Linked DNA regions of Homo sapiens: region 1 is linked to region 2. A link is an interaction called in ENCODE POLR2A ChIA-PET data of the cell type or tissue named here. Cell type or tissue: MCF 10A. All regions are shown on one strand. Each heading gives the region's core, and the rest is flanking DNA. Links, peaks and the distances in the headings are about the cores only.

The links. ChIA-PET counts read pairs that join two places held together with the same protein. Peaks named below come from ENCODE experiments on the same cell type or tissue, not always from the same donor. Only the 100,000 strongest peaks of a DNase experiment are listed, where the experiment ranks them.
Region 1: POLR2A ChIA-PET joins it to region 2 with 5 read pairs; 5 of 35 experiments call an interaction of 5 or more read pairs at or near these places.

The regions. Positions count from the first base shown.
Region 1 is chr7:114,888,370-114,891,297 of GRCh38, reverse strand. No RefSeq gene overlaps it. Among named protein-coding and RNA genes, the nearest start is that of MDFIC, 32 kb to the left of the region's middle. In MCF 10A, for the core only: no CTCF peak of the experiment used is centred there; a DNase peak (open chromatin) is centred at 1,467.
Region 2 is chr7:114,818,208-114,821,135 of GRCh38, reverse strand. No RefSeq gene overlaps it. Among named protein-coding and RNA genes, the nearest start is that of MDFIC, 100 kb to the left of the region's middle. In MCF 10A, for the core only: no CTCF peak of the experiment used is centred there; DNase peaks (open chromatin) are centred at 1,315 and 2,445.

The DNA.
Region 1 (2,928 bases), core at 201-2,700, 70 kb before region 2:
GGATTCTAGAATGGATTCCCCTTAGATGCCAAGGACCAACTGTACTCACAAATAAATAGAACTGGGTAGCTGTAGTGCTTTAGGAATATGCTATAGTTCACTCACCCCAACAACTCAGCTCTACCTCATTGTCATTTTCTCTTGGCTGAAGCATCAGTTCCACAGAAAATGATTTATCACTTCACTATCAGCTTCATTTCTGATAAAACAACACTATGTTGCTCAAGGAGGAAACTTCTTATGTCCAGAACTAGCAAAAGGCAACAAAAAGACTGTCATTTCTCTAACATTGTCAATACCATAGATATATGCATACACTTTAAAAATAAAACATTCATAATAGATAATTTCTCAGTCTTTTACCAGACAGGCGCCCTGTGTGTGTGCGTGTGTGTGCGTGTGTGTGCACACACATTGTAGTGTGTTAACTATGTGTAATTCATAATAATTAGTCAAGTTTTCTTTTCTCTTTGACCACATGTATATGTGTGTGTATTTATGTATATGTATATATGTATGTATATATATATACACATACCTGCATCTCCTGATGCATATCTGCATCTCCTGATGCATCTCCTGATGCAGACCTCCTGATGTCTGCATCTGCACACATCTGTGTGTGTGTGCGTGCACACACATTGTAGTGTGTTAACTATGTGTAATTCATAATAATTAGTCAAGTTTTCTCTTTGACCACATGTATAAGTGTGTGTATTTATGTATATGTATATATATATACACATACCTGCATCTCCCTACATACAAGTTATTTTTCTCTTTCTCTTCCTTCCTTTTCTCCATCTCTTTCCAAAAAATTTTGAGAAGCCGCCCTAAAAGTCTGGCTTCCAGGTGTAAATAATCTCCCCGAGGACTCAAAACTTAATGATAGTAACTGCAATTATGCATCAAACTAAGAAAAAAATGTGTAATAAAGAAATAATCAAAGGAAATAATTAAAGAGAATTAATTACGTATGACTGGGGAAGAGTGGGAGGTGGCCTAAGTCTAAGTAAAGTCCTTACTTTCCCCAGTTAGGAATTGTGAACACAGAGCGTATACCTTATGTAACTAAACATCTGAAAATATATGAAATCCCTTATTGCATGAAACCCCATAATCTCCTTCTACTATTTTCTTCCCCCTCAGTGAATAGTCAGGGAAGAGTAGTAAGGGCTGGAAAAAAACAGAATCAAGTAATCCATGATTGCCTATAAGTCAACCCTCAAAAGTATGCTTGTATACCTGGACAACAAGGATGGTGACATCACAAAAATTAATAAAGTCACCATTCTCATTATAAAAGACAATCACATTTCAGAGTAAGAAGCAAAGTTAACAGGGCATCACGGTACAAAGCTCCTCACTTGTTGGTAACCCACTAAGAGAAAAACACTTTAAAGAAGCGCATAGAGTTGATCAACCTAAGTGGATGTGAGTCACTGTTTCCCAGTCATCTTGACTTTAACCTATGACTCATCAAGCTCCATACTGTCCTGTCTTCCTTCAAGTGCTTTGTGAATCAACACAGTTGTTTTTTCTTTTTTTCATTCTCCCCACTAACACCACATTCCAAGAACTCATTACTCCATACTTGGATTGCTATGATAGATTCTCCACTAGTTTTCCTGGCTCTGCTTTTCTCTTTTAATCAATTATAGATACTACCTAAATATGGTTTAATTCTTCCTGAAACTTTGAATTATTATTTGTGACTTTTCTAATATTTTATTTTTAACAGCTTTATTCACGATAAAAGTCAAGGCCAGGCACGGTGGCTCATGCCTGTAATCCCGGCACTTTGGGAGGTTGCGGTGGGAGGATCACTTGAAGCCAGGAGTTTGAGACCAGCCTAGACAACATAGTAAGGCCTGGTGCCTACAAAAAAAAAAAAGAAAAAAAAAAAAAGCCAGAAAAAAAATAGCCAGGCATGGTGGTGGCCTCTTGCATTTCTAGCTACTCAGGAGGCTGAAGCAGCGAACCCAGGGGTTTGAGGTCACAGTGAACTCTGTTAGCATCACTGCACTCCAGCCTGAGTGACAGAGCAAAACTGTTAAGGAAGGAAGGAAGGAAGGAAGGAAGGAAGGAAGGAAGGAAGGAAGGAAGGAAGGAAGGAAGGAAGGAAGGAATCAAAATCCACAATCTGTCAAAATCTAAGAAGGAAGGAAGGAAGGAAGAAAGGAAGGAAGGAAGGAAGGAAGGAAGGAAGGAAGGAAGGAATCAAAATCCACAATCTGTCAAAATCTAAGAAGGAAGGAAGGAAGGAAGGAAGGAAGGAAGGAAGGAAGGAAGGAAGGAAGGAAGGAAGGAAAGGAAGGGAGGGAGGGAGAAAGAAAGAAAGAAAGAAAGAAAGAAAGAAAGAGAGAGAGAGAGAGAGAGAAAGAAAGAAAGAAAGAAAGAAAGAAAGAAAGAAAGAAAGAAAGAAAGAAAGAAAGAAAGGAAAAGAAAAGAAAGAAAGGGACAAAGAAAAGAAAGATCAAAACCCACAACCTGTCAAAATCTCCAATCTCGCTGGGTTTCTCCAGCCTAAGGGGGTGGTCCCCACCATTCCTCTGGCACTCCATCTTCACTCCTGGGTTGTACCCAGACTTGTGACATACGTCTGCATAATAGGTTATATTTCTTCTCGTCGCCTTTCCAAACTCTGACTATCCTACTATTTTCAAAAATCCTTGTAGCTCACGTAGAAGTTTCCATTTTCAGAATCATATATCTCCGGGCAAGGTGTTGTATTTGAACGCTGAGGTTAAGACAAGATTATTAATGACCATAATGACCATAGTGTTCAGAAAGCTCTTTCCTAAACATTTGAGACTGTAAATAGGTTTCAGATGATGGGCAGAATTTGGACAAAGAGGGAATAGGCACAACTATTTCTCCTCTTATGAAAAGAGGAAGCTTAGATGGCTGGGCACGGTGTCTCACGCT
Region 2 (2,928 bases), core at 176-2,675:
TTACATCTTCCTCATCTTTGAAGCTGACAGTATGTATAGGGTAAAAGTTCCTGAGTACAGAACAACACACAGAGTGTATCCTGAAGTGGCAGTTTCTAGCCAAGGAAAGGCTTCTGAGACAAAGGTAGTCCAGTTCTAAACAAACATAACTTTCCTCTTCCCAAATAAAAGGGTTCTTCAATAGCTGATGATATTCATTTTTTTAATGTTTAGTGACATCTTAATACCCTTATAAACACAGTCTCTATATTTGTGTCATTATTAGATATGTTTAGTGTCTTTTAATACTGGTGGGGTTATTCTATCCTATGTAGACCTAGAATTTCTAGCTGCAAATAATTTCAAATTTTTCATGACTACTTCCCAATTAACTCCAACTCACAGTGATCCTTTCAACTCATGTGGCATCTATTTTTGCCACCACTTTTTTTTTTTTTTTTTTTTTTGAGACGGAGTCGCACTGTTGCCCAGGCATGAGCGGAGTGGCACAATCTTCTCGGCTTTTTGCAACCTCCACCTCCTGAGTTTAAGTGATTCTCCTCCCTCGGCCCCCGCAGTAGCTGGGATTACAGGCGCCCACCACCATGCCTGGCTAATTTTTGTTTAGTAGAGACAGGGTTTCACCACGTTGGCCAGGCTGGTCTCGAACTCCTGACCTCTAGTGATCCACCCGCCTCGGCCTCCCAAAGTGCTGGGATTACAGGAGTGAGCCACCGCGGCCAGCCGCCACCACTCTTTTCATATTTATTTGAAATGATCTTGTGGTGTTGCTAGCTAACTTTTTGTGAACATGTGTGCTATCTACCTAATTAAATTGTAAGTGCCCTGAGGACAGAGAGCTGAGGGAATTTGAGGTGTCACCATAACTTACACATGAAGAACACTCCGTGAGAGTGTGCTGACATATAGGTGGGGATGGCTGAGTCAGCCCTCTAACCTGGGAGTGGGGATGGCTGGAGTGAATGAAAAGGATATCAAAACATGCAGAGAATGATTCCCTATCCTATTTAGGGTTTCCTTGGCTAAAAGCAAACCCAGGACAGGAGGCTGGAAGAGGAGGGAAGAGCAACTATGTAATGATCTACAGGAATTACTCCCGGCTGAAGAAATGGCATATGGAAAGAATGGCAGTTAAGAGGTACAAAGGGAGAAATATCTACTGTGTAACAGGTATAGTTGCAGCCAACCAACTGTTTTGGTGCCTTTTAGTGAGCTATATTAGTCTGTAAGGTAGGAAAAGGGCGGTACCCTAGAAGGAAAGGCTGACTTTAACACCAGGAATGCACAAACACATGCTGAGGTTGTGCAAGGAAAAAGCTGGAAATAGGCCAAGGAACTTCATTTATGCCAAGTCATTAGAAGACTCATCCTCTCAAGACACCCTTTATACTATATGCCAGGAATAGTATCTGTCCTTGCCTGGCCAGATGTCCAACTGGCTCCTTTAGCTTTTCTATTTCTGTTAGCTATATAGTGAAAGAGTTTTCCCTTTTAAAATCAGACTGTTGTGATTATAGACAGAGGCCGTGGGCAGATTTGCTAGTCGTTTGTCTACCAAAGGGTCTAGCCCTTCTATGCTGAAACGTTCTTCAAAGAATAAGTGAATGCATTACTGTTAGGGGAAAATATGCATTCACAGTTATAATTAAGATAATCTTTTAAATCATTTTCTGATGTGCAAGCTTGTTCTTTCCCACCTTCTCACACACACATCTATTTATATATGGCTTAGTGCTTATGCCATCATATATGTGTGCTGAAGGGTGATGCAGGTATTATATCTTGGAATTGAATAGTTCAGGTCCAAGCCTCAGTTTTATCATTTAGTATTCAGAAATAAATATATGCACATATGTGAGCATACATATGTTTACTTAGTATTTTGTAACTGTCCCCTAGTTATTAATTTGCTTTTCTACATGTAGAGTACTTTTAGAAAATATGAACTCGTGCATTTCCTACAACAGTTGAGTATATTATTATATACTGTTATATATAATATTTATATTGGTTGAGTATATAATAATGTATAAACATTATTATGGACTCAACTGTTGTAGTTTCCTACAAGAGTTGTAGCAAATAAGAGTTCATATTTTCAAAACTGTCTACATGCTAAAATAGAAATCTACACTGAAGCATGCCAACTGTTTAACTATGCAAATAAATGTCATAAAATAATTTAGAAGCCTAAATTAAGAATGTTGTATCTAAGTGAAACAACTGCGGGAACAGAGATCAACAGAAATTAATTACACCCAGGAAATTTGGACAGGACATCAACAAGAGCATGGACCATGAAATCTTCAGTGACCCAAACAGTTAAGAAATTGCAACCAAGAGCTATAACTTTCATCCAGAGAGACAGATGCTTTCACCAAGTGTGATAATTTTTTAATCCTCATATTCTGTCATGACTCAACCCATGTGGCTAGGGTGAGCAATGCTTACTGACTCACATACTAGTGTGATGGGGGTAGTTGTGGAGTAGTTACTATTCTTTCTGTGTGGATGGGTATTTCGAGATTTATGCAGCAGGTATGTAGAAAAAAAAGATAAACATGGGTATTGGTCAAGGCCATCATGCTACACAACTACGGGAAACACCATTTCTACTATCGTGTGTGTGTGTGTGTGTGTGTGTGTGTATATCTCCTTCTTCCTTAAATTTGGCCATGAAGAGCAACAAGGCTATATAAGGAGGCCTGACTTGGATTCTGGTTCTACCACTGCCACTTACCAGTTATATGAACTTGAACAAATCATCTCACCTTCCTGAACTCTAAGAACTCTAAGGTTTCTTGGTTTATTCTGTGTGCTGTGGAGTCGTTTGCCAATCTGGTGAAAGTTATAGATGCTTCCTCAGAATAAGGTTTTTAATGGCATAAAATAATACAGAATGTTGAAGAATCCAATTATTATTTTTTC